3 separate regions of the Homo sapiens genome follow, and regions 1 and 2 are each linked to region 3. A link is a contact called in ENCODE Hi-C or POLR2A ChIA-PET data. All regions are on one chromosome and are shown on one strand. The core of a region is the stretch at or near the end of the contact, and the rest is flanking DNA. Distances in the headings are between cores, read along the strand shown.

What was found. A loop is a pair of places that touch in the nucleus more often than their neighbours do. ChIA-PET counts read pairs that join two places held with the same protein, here RNA polymerase II (POLR2A). Pooled maps may share reads with other maps.
Region 1: a loop to region 3 is called in a map with no recorded cell type, with 2.2 times the contacts of the local background. The contact joins the promoter of TXNDC8 here to the enhancer-like site in region 3. A Hi-C loop is called at or near these places in 2 of 37 single-sample maps with no recorded cell type and 1 of 50 pooled maps. POLR2A ChIA-PET finds 5 or more read pairs at or near these places in 2 of 52 experiments (activated CD4-positive, alpha-beta T cell and activated T-cell).
Region 2: a loop to region 3 is called in a pooled map, with 4 times the contacts of the local background. The contact joins two enhancer-like sites. A Hi-C loop is called at or near these places in 6 of 37 single-sample maps with no recorded cell type and 4 of 50 pooled maps. POLR2A ChIA-PET finds 5 or more read pairs at or near these places in 2 of 52 experiments (activated T-cell and common myeloid progenitor, CD34-positive).

What each region holds. Positions count from the first base shown.
Region 1 is chr9:110,336,249-110,339,682 of GRCh38, reverse strand. TXNDC8 (thioredoxin domain containing 8) reads left to right here and starts at 1,820. Exons shown (of 6, transcript NM_001424031.1): 1 at 1,820-1,910. The coding sequence starts at 1,887. LOC124902245 (a long non-coding RNA gene) reads right to left here. Exons shown (of 2, transcript XR_007061728.1): 1 at 1,446-3,434; 2 at 1,041-1,158.
Region 2 is chr9:110,314,964-110,318,487 of GRCh38, reverse strand. All of the region lies in intron 4 of TXNDC8 (thioredoxin domain containing 8), which reads left to right. Among named protein-coding and RNA genes, the nearest start is that of TXNDC8, 21 kb to the left of the region's middle. Within about 2 kb of position 2,052, at least 2 of the 41 ENCODE cell types and tissues checked have a DNase peak (open chromatin) inside an H3K27ac peak, as active enhancers do.
Region 3 is chr9:109,893,183-109,896,811 of GRCh38, reverse strand. All of the region lies in intron 3 of PALM2AKAP2 (PALM2 and AKAP2 fusion), which reads right to left. Among named protein-coding and RNA genes, the nearest start is that of PALM2AKAP2, 110 kb to the right of the region's middle. RefSeq lists an enhancer at 3,114-3,273. Within about 2 kb of position 1,727, at least 2 of the 41 ENCODE cell types and tissues checked have a DNase peak (open chromatin) inside an H3K27ac peak, as active enhancers do.

The DNA of each region.
Region 1 (3,434 bases), core at 571-3,070, 440 kb before region 3:
ACCCAAAGGATTATAAATCATGCTGCTATAAAGACACATGCACATGTATGTTTATTGCGGCACTATTCACAATAGCAAAGACTTGGAACCAACCCAAATGTCCAACAATGATAGACTGGATTAAGAAAATGTGGCACATATACACCATGAAATACTATGCAGCCATAAAAAAGGATGAGTTCATGTCCTTTGTAGGGACATGGATGAAGCTGGAAAGCATCATTCTCAGCAAACTATCACGAGGACAAAAAACCAAACACCGCATGTTCTCACTCATAGGTGGGAATTGAACAATGAGAACACATGGACACAGGAAGGGGAACATCACACACCGGGGCCTGTTGTGGGGTGGGGGGAGGGAGGAGGGATAGCATTTGGAGATATACCTAATGTTAAATGACGAGTTACTGGGTGCAGCACACCAACATGGCACATGTATACATTTGTAACTAACCTGCACATTGTGCACATGTACCCTAAAACTTAAACTATAATAAAAAAAATTTTTTTGTTAATACGTGTATTAGTCTCTTTTCACGTTGCTGATAAAGACATACCCAAGTCTAGGTAATTTATAAAGAAAAAGAGGTTTAATAGATTCACAGTTCCATGTGGCTGGGGAGGCCTCACAATTCTGGCAGAAGGTGAAAGTCACGTCTTACATGGCAGCAGGCAAGAGAGAATGAGAGCCAAGCAAATGGGGAAACGTCTTATAAAACCATCAGATCTCATGAGATGTATTCACTACCATGAGAACAGTATGGAAGAACTGCCCCCATTATTCAATTATCTCCCACCGGTCCCTCCCACAACCCTTGGGAATTATGGGAGCTACAATTCAAGATGAGATTTGAGTGGGGACACAGCCAAACCATATCAATACATAATACTTCTACGTATTTATGGGGTACATGTGATATTTTGTTACATGCATACTTCAAATACCTCTACAGAGGCAGCCACTGTCTCCATCTGACAGTTTTCATGCAACACATGATTGAAGGCCCAGAGCTGCATATATAGAAAAACAGAAAGAAGGATTTTGCTATTTTTGTTTTATTATAGAATCTACTATTTCTCATTTTGGTTGTTCTTGTTGCTCTGTAGATTTGAAGAACATTGGCCATGGTCATGTTCAGAATTTTTCTGACATCAGTTCTGAAAATGGCAAATCATCAAGTGCAGGGGTCAGCAAACTGCTGCTGTTCTTTGTACATCCTACTAGCTGCGAATGGTTTTTACATTTTTTAAAGGTTGCAAAAACATAAGGAACATGCAACAAAGACTGTATGAGGCCCATAAAACTAAAATAGTATCTGTTCCCTTAGAGAAAACATTTGCCAACCCTTGATCTAGAGCATAAAAGTGACATTTCTTTACTCTCTAAATAATTAGAGCAAAATAACAAAGTTCAGGGAATTTATGACTCATGAAATCAAACTTACAGGAAACTCATTATTATAGGGTTAAGACTTTAGTATTTTTCTCAACAGCAAAATCTTCAAATTCTTAAGTGAAAATCTCATCTATTTAATATTACTCTGCTTACTTCTCATTTGGTGATGGGATGGAGGGATTAGAGAAGGGAGAAGGATATTTAGAAATAGGTTATAAAAGATGAAAATAAAGCAAACACATTACTGATTCTGCATATAAAGCCCTCAGTTTTCTGATTCTTGGCTGTCCACAAATGAACTAGTCATGGCATAAAAGTGAAATAGGATCCAAAGTCTGCCAAAGTTCCAGGTTCTGAGATGACATGTTTAATGATGTCATAGAGAAGTTATCCATGTATTCCAGGCAGGATACTGTAATAAATAGGAGACAGCTACAGTGATCCAACTAAACCAACAGGGGATTTTCATCAGCACTTCCCTGGTGTAATCATGGTACAGATTATTAAAGACACGGCAAGTATTTATTTGGCTTCACTGAGTATTTCAAATGTGGACATCTTGGGAACAGATTTGAAAAACTTTAAGAATGTGTTCTCTCTATCCAGTATTCTATCATTGCATTGTAGCAAGGGGAGAGTTCTAAATTCTTGTTCTTTATCTTGTTCCTTGAGGGATGGTACTATCAAGAAAAGCAGCCAAGGGTCAAATTGATAAAGAAGGGCTTTCTTCCTCCTGGACTTTTATTTCCTGCCTGACTTCAGGTGAATCCCAGACCAGCTCCTAGTACATCCCATCCTGTATCTGATCCCATGGATCGTACCTCAGTTGTGCTTGGAAAATTCCATGGAAGTAAGGAAGTCCACATCTTTTCTCTTATCCAAGGAAAAATAATAGAAACCCCAGATGTGGAATGGGGTGGGAAAATTGGGAACAGCCCAATGTTGCTGTCACAACAAATCTAAATTCATGTATAGGACAGAGATAATTCTTGATTTATAAAGGAGAAAATTGCCTCTAAAAGAGAGGTTCAGGGCTAGTTCGTTTAAGAGGTGGTGTGGGCATTAGAACCCAGACCTTCTGATGCCTGCCCTCATTACAAGAAGTCAAGAGCTGGAGGAGGGGAGGGGGTTTGGGGCCTGAGCCTCATGTCCACCAGCAGCCTCAGATTTAGACTTGTGACATTTTCCCCAAAGGTGGCTATACAGATCACAAAAATGACACTGACCAGATTGAAAGAGAGTACTGCCCTGTAACTTCGACATAAGAACATGTTTTGAAACATCACACATTTGCTAATGCTTTTGACACTTATTGTTTTAATATTCTGGGGATGTCACAGAATAGCCTGGAGCCTTATTCCCTCAGAAGACCTTTCATCTCCTCCCCAGGGACCTTTCCAGAGGCCCTGATCTCCATCCCATCTTTATTCAGATGCCACCTTCTCTTTGAGGTTGACCTTGGCCATCCAGACTACAGTTGTAATCCAACCCCCATTCTTCCTTCCTACTTCATTTTCTTTTTATTTTCTTTATTAGCAATTAGCACTAATATACTACAAATATTACCTATTGACCTTATAGTAAGCTTCCCATTCTAAAATGTAAACTCCATGGAGACAGAATGCCTAGTTTTTGTTTTGTTTTGTTTTGTTTTTGTCCACAGTGGTATCCTAGCAGTTTGTGCAGTAGCTGGCATAGTATAGGCCTCAATACGCATATGTTAAATAAATACCTATACTATGAGAGTATTCCCTTCAGATAGTTTAGTCAAGTCAAGTTCATGGGTCCAATTAGGCCAGCTCACACCCAAACAACAACTACTGGAAAGTGAAGAGTGTTGGGAGTTTGTGAGGATAGCATCTACCTTACAACTTCAGAAGCAAGTGAGAAATAAAGGCTTGGCAAGGTTCTCTGAAAAGTTAGTTACTCCCTCCCAGAGGAATATTGATAAAGAAAGAGAGTGCATCTTCTTTGAGTCATCACTTTCACCTGATTGAAACTAAACAAAGTAGCCACATAATTGTCAAGGCTATTATAG
Region 2 (3,524 bases), core at 803-3,302, 420 kb before region 3:
TGGGATTACAGGCGTGAGCAACCGCGCCTGGCCACCCCTTAAATTTTTTACCCCAGTACCTACCCTGCTCTTCTCCTCTGAATTTTAAGTTGTTGAAATATAGGAGTGATATGTTTGGTGATTCACCAGAAGGACTTACAAGACCCAATCACAAGTTATATTCATAACTAAGATTTAGTACAGCAAAGAATACAGAGAAAAAGCGCAGAAAAAAAAGATATGCATTGATGGAGTCCAGAAAGGTCCAGCAGAGACTTCTGAGGTCTTTCCTTGTCAGACACATAGGAATGCTCTCTCTCTAGCAATGAACTTCCGGTAGCTATGTGGTATGGCCCTACTTAGGAACACCACTTGGAGCTCAGAGACTGAGGTCTTTGTGGAAGTAGGGGAGTAGTTGTGACATACACTTATCTTGTGCAACCATTGCTACACAACAGGCCATGGCAATAGAAACTCAGAACCCCAACAATAAAACCAGGGGCATATCATCAATATTGATGTGTATGCAAAGCAACTTGACACGCCAGCATGGCATGGTCCATCCCTCCAGGAATATATAACAAAGTCCGTCAATCACCAACACAAGGAACACTTGGAGGGCCACATTTCTAGGGGGTGGTGAAGGGTCAAACATAGTTCTCTTGGAGACACACAAGAAGAAAGCAACCAGACCTGCTGCATTAACTCTTTTCTCCCAAGGAGTCACGTGGCTAATCACAATATCACCTTTATTATAAGTAGTCATAATGCTACACTGTGCTCATTGAACAATGTGGCTGGGATCTATGTCAACAGACTTCCTACTATTCCCTTAAAGCCTAGACATTGGGGTGACCCACCTGTGGGAGAATCTGGGGCTGCAAAGAAGAAACTTACCTGTGCAGGTAAAAGAGGTATTGTTGCTTTGCACAACTATCAAGCCCCAAAAGTGAGGCTATAGTATGATGGCCTTCCAGATCTATCTGGGCAGGTTTAGGGCCCACTTCCCATGTGTTGTGCAGAAAGACAGTGGGAAGAGAGCATACCTGTCCCTTGAGCAGAGCATCCCCAAAAGGAGAGAGGATAGGCACAAGTTCATTCCTTTGTGTCAGCTTAACAGATAAGCTCACCTCTAAACATGGGGAGAAGTGAAGGGATATAGGAAACAGGCATATTTTCTCAAAACTGGGCATTTGAGCAGATTTTCCAGTGGAAACATGAGAACAAGTATATGAGCCATTGAAGGGAATGGCCCCCAAACCATGTTTATCCCTGAGAATAAAGTTTCACCCTACACTTCCAGTAAACGGGAAAAATGACATCTCCTCTAGCCAGAGTCCAAAATCAGTTTTCCTGTTCAAGGTGTGGCTTGAGGTGAATTCCCACGACATTAGATGCACACGCTTTTGCCCTTCCACAGAAAGCCACATTGTACTGACTACCTAGCTCTTAGGCAGTTGCATGAAGCCTCAACAACTTCAGTTGATGGCACAGAATAAGAGTCGGTGAACAGTCCCAGGGCCATATCCGACCCTCCACTTGTTTTTGTAAATAAACTTTCACTGGAACACAGCCATGCCCATTTGTTTATGAATTGTCACTAGCTGCTTTAGCATTACAACAGCAAATTTGAGTAGTTGCAACAGAGACCAAATGGCCTGCAAAGCCTAAAGCTGGTATTATCTGATCCTTTACAAAAAAAGCTTGTCAACCCCTACACAGAAGAAAAGCACTCTTGCATTATTTATGCCACCAACGCTCAAAGAATCAGATCTGTAAGTAGAGTTTCTAAATCAGCTACAAGAAAATGAAAGTAAATTTGTATTTTGCTGGTATCGCACTATTAGAACAAGTTGAGAAGAAGGCCAGTATAGATAAGGAAAAAAATTAACATTGTTTTTATAGGCTCTTGTTCTTGAATTCGAGTGCATATAAATTCAAGCTGCTTGCTTGATTTTTATTTAGCTCCTCCAAAAACTTTAATCAAGCCCCTTGCAGTTGCAAAGCCTGTCTTGAGTCTTGTGAAAGTCAAAGGGGAAGTGTTCAAATACCTGCAACGTGATGCAGATGGCTCTGGGGAACAGATGGGTGGGGAGGAGTCAGAGAAAGGGGCCCAGATAGGATCAAACAGTAATTAATGTTGCTCACCTCTCCACAGAAGGTAGAGAAATTTTAAAAATTTTTATTAGACATATTCTTTTCATCTTATTCATACTATTCAATGCTTTAGTAAACTCCTCTTTTTAAAAAAGAGAATATAATATCATTATAAATTATAAAATTATATTGTACAGGCCAGGCACAGTGGCTCACACCTGTAATCTCAGCACTTTGGGAGGCCGAGGCAGGCAGATCACTTTGAGGCCAGGTGTTCGAGACCAGCCTAGCAGGTAGTAGCCTAGATGGTGAAACCCCATCTCTTCTAAAAATACAAAAAAAAAAAATTAGCCGAGTGTGGTGGCACATGTCTATAATCCCAGCTACTCAGGAGTGTGAGGCAGGAGAACCACCTGGACCCGGGAGGCGGAGGTTGCAGTGAGCCAAGATCATACCACCGCACTCCAGCCTCAGTGACAGAGCAAGACCCTGTCTCAAAAAAAAAGAAAAAAGAAATTATATTGTACATACATTTCTACAGCCTGCGCCCCCCGCCCCCTCAACCCCCTCCCCTGCCGCCAAAAAAAAAAGTGTCTTGTGGCTGGGCACAGTGGCTCACACCTGTAATTCCAGCACTTTGGGAAGCCAAGCCAGGTGGGTTCCTTGAGCCCAGGAGATCAAGACCAGCCTGAACAACATAGTGAAACCCTATCTCTACAAAAAAAAAAAATACAAAAATTAGCCAGGCATAGTAGCAGGATTCTGTAGTCCCAGCTACTTGGCAGGCTGAGGCAAGAAGATCAAAACCAAAATTGCATATCAACTGGCCAAGATATTTTGCTATAATTATCTTTTGAGTGTGTCATTAGTCAGACTCTAAAGTCTAATTGGTACTCTTGGAAGTCCATTTGTGAGGAGGGGACCGCTGTCTCCAGCCCCTTTGCATTTTGCAGCAGCAGTACTAGAATTTTTGCAGGTGATTCAATGTCTTTGGCATTAAAAAAAATTGCCCCGGGCTGGGTGCAGTGGCTCACACTTGTAATCCCAGCACTTTGGGAGGCTGAGGCGGGTGGATTACCTGAGGTCAGGAGTTCGAGACCAGCCTGGCCAACATGGCAAAACCCCGTCTGTACTAAAAATACAAAAATTAGCTGGGTGTGGTGGCGGGTGCTTGTAATCCCAGCTACTCGGGAGGCTGAGGCAAGAGAATCACTTGAACCCAGCAGGCGGAGGTTGCAGTGAGCCAAGAGCATGCCATTGCACTCCAGCCTGGGCAACAAGAGCCAAAAAAACAAAACAAAAAAAAACCTGCCTCTGGATGATGGGCAAATGCAGGGGATAGGAGGGTTCACTTCATTATTTTATTTTTGTGGATGTTTGAAAATGTTCATAATAAAAGACTTCAAAACTGATCATTGAGCTTAGTTGGTTCTATTATGCATGGACAG
Region 3 (3,629 bases), core at 478-2,977:
GGAGACAGGGCCTCGCTCTGTTGTCCAGGCTGGAGTGCACTGGCATGATCATAGCTCACTGCAGACTCAAACTCCTGGACTTAAGTGATCCTCCCGCCTCAGCCTCCCGAGTAGCTGGGACGACAGGCATGTACCACCATGCTTGGCTAATTTTTGTATTTTTTGTAGAGATGAGGTCTCACTATGTTGCCCAGGCTGGTCTTGAACTCCTGGGCTCAAGCAATCTTCACGCCTCAGGCTGCCAACAAACTGGGACTACAGGCATGAGCCACTATGCCTGGCCTGAATAATGTTCTTTATTAGAGCTGCATATGACTCCACTGCACACAGGACGCACTTGGAATCTAAGTGCCACCTTCCTTAAAATATGAAGATGCCCCTTCTGACTCACCACCAGTATGAAGTCATGCTTCCTCCCTGCCAGACTCTATTAATATTTGATATGGTTTCGTTGTGTCCCCATCCAAATCTCATCTTGAATTATAGTTCCCATAATCCCCATGTGTCATGGGAGGGACCTGGTGGGGAGGTAATTGAATCATGGGAGTGGTTACCCTCATACTGTTCTCGTGATAGTGAGTTCTCATGAGATCTAATGGTTTCTTTTTCTTTTTCTTTTTCTTTTTGAGACGGAGTTTCACTCTTGTTGCCCAGGCTGGAGTGCAATGGTGTGATCTCGGCTCACTGCAACTTCCGCCTCCCAGGTTCGAGCAGTTCTCCTGCCTCAGCCTCCCAAGTAGCTGGGATTACAGGTGCCTGCCACCATGCCCAGCTAATTTTTTGTATTTTTAGTAGAGACGGGGTTTCACCATGTTGGCCAAGCTGGTCTCAAACTCCTGACCTCAAGCGATCCACCCAACTCAACCTCCTAAAGTGCTGGGATTACAGGCATGAATCACAAGGAGATTTTCCCCCCTTATGCTCAGCGCTTCTCCTTGCTGCTGCCATGTAAAGAAGGATGTGTTTGCTTCCCCTTCTGCCATGATTGTAAGTTTCCTGAAACCTCCCCAGCCATGCTAAACTGTGAGTCAATTAAACCTCCTTCCATTATAAATTACCCAGTCTCAGGTATGTCTTTATTAGCACTGTGAGAACAGACTTAAATACAATATTGTCATGGCATATGACAGCACTGACTAAAAGAAAAGCCACTCATTTACAGAATCTCCCTTCCTTCTTTAAAAGTAAGAGAAGGTAAGTATAGTTCGACCTGAAGTAGGAGGCTGAATGAGCCCTCTGACCACATTTTAACCACAGTGGATCTTACCGAATGAAAAACCAAGTTTGACTTCTGCTTTCCCAGATCAAACAAATCTCTCCAGGCTGCCTCTTCTAGCCTGACAAAAATTCTTAGGATGTCCCGAGAGAGAGCAAATCTTATTGTCGTTCCTATTTACAGATTCAGCTGGGACACTGACTGATTTTCTCCAGATTACAAGCCAAGACATCTGTGTGGCTAATATTAAAATGTCAGTACCTTTGGTTCCCATCCTTTGCTTAACAGAGCAGCCCCAAGACCAGCAGACTCCACTGCATGGAAGGCCTGAGCTGCCCCCGCAAAGTCATGTTTATGAAACAGCTGCTTTCAAGGAAACCAGTCATTCTGAGGGCACTCATTTGGAATCTGTGATTCCCTGTCATGGGCTAAGATTTGCTTTTGCATTAGTTACAGGAAAAGAATGGTGGCTTTGAAAGAACACTGGGTTTTGTGCCAGGAAAATCTGACTGGCTGTGTCATTCTGAGAGTCCTGTGGTGTGTCCCGGCCTCAGGTTCTTCACCTCTATGATGGGAAGTGGTGTGGGGATAGGCCTAGTAGAAAGACTCCAAGTTCTTTTCTAGATTCAAAGGTAAATCTTGCAGAATGGTGGCAATGACAAGATTTAAACATTTAGGGAGGCTTGGCACAGTGGCTTATGCTTGTAATCCCAGCACTCTGGGAAGCCGAGATGGGAGGATTGCTTGAGCCTAGGAGTTCAAGACCAGCCTGGGCAACAGAGCGAGGCCGTGTCTCTCTTAAAAAAACTATAGGAAAAAAAAGTGTGGTCTTGGGGCACATAGTCATCTTTGCCATTTGGCTTGCTGCAATATTGCTCAAGATTTTATGGTCATGGACAAGGGTCTGATCCCAATCCATCACAGACCAATACTAGCACTCAGCCCACGACACATGCAGCTCACCACGTGAGTGCAACGACACTCAAACTTGTCTCTACCCTATTCAGTAAGATGGGTCCATTGATCACCCATTGGGATATCATATTGCTATTAAAGTTTCTAAACACCTTACTGGCAATTTCTGTCTTTGTCACAGACTGGTAATAAACAGTTGCCTGACCAGAAGCAGTCCCTGGACCATACTTTCAATATTACTGGGTTTGGCCACTTTTCTGTAATAAAGCAAGTCCCTTATGGACTTGAGCAGGACATCACTCAGACAACTTAGATGCATTTTTGTTTGTTTGTTTGTTTTTTGAGATGGAGTCTCGCTCTGTTGCCCAGGCTGGAGTGCAATGGTGCGATCTTGGCTGACTGCAACCTCTGCCTCCTGGGTTCAAGCAGTTCTCCCTGCCTCAGCCTTCCGAATAGCTGGGATTATAGGTGCCCGCCACCATGCCCAGCTAATTTTTTGTATTTTTAGTAGAGACGGGGTTTCATCATGTTGACCAGGCTGGGCTCAAACTCCTGACCTCAGGTGATCCACCTGCCTCGGCCTCCCGAAGTGCTGGGATTACAGGCATGAGCCACCACACCCAGCCAGATGCTTCTTTTTTTTTTTTTTTTTTTTTAAATAAGCAACTGGAAAGCAGAAAAGTGAACTTTTTTCCTTCAACTTTTATTTTAAAGTCTGGGGTACACGTGCAGGATGTGCAGGTTTGTTACAGAGATGAACATGTACCATGGTGGCTTGCTGCACAGATCAACCCACCACCTAAGTGTTAGCTACTCTTCCTGATGATCTCTCTCCCCGCAGCCCCCTCGACTGGCCCCAGTGTTTGTTGTCCGCACCACGTGTCCACGTGTTCTCATCAGAAGGCTAAACATTTTTTAAAATAACTGCTGAGATGGTTGGGTACAGTCCTCATGCCTGTAATCCCAGCACTTTGGGAGGCTGAGGTAGATGGATCACTTGAGCTCAGGAGTTCAAAACTACCCTGGCCAACACGGTGAAACCCCATCTCTACGGTGTTAATACAAAAATTAGCTGGGTGTGGTGGCACACAACTGTAATCCCAGCTACTCTGGAGGCTAAGGCACGAGAGAATCACTTGAACCCAGGAGGCAGAGGTTGCAGTGAGCTAAGATCACACCAATGCATTTCAGCCTGGGCGACAGAGTGAGACTGTCTCAAAAACAAAACAAAACAAAACGAAACCCCTGCTGAGATAACTCTAGCCTCTCACGCTTTTCAACTTGGTCTGCCCACAATTGGTCTGGATTCTTGTCAAATCCATCTATCATATTGTCCTATTTCTTCTGCCTTTGGATTTGTTCTTTTTCATCCTCTACTTCAGCTGATAGGCCCAGCAGTCCTGGAATTCCTGCTGAAGGCTGGCAGGTAGGTGGTAAACAGACAGATTAGAGCTGTTCCCAGGGCAGGAAGGAACCTGACAGTTGTTGGGGAGATGGG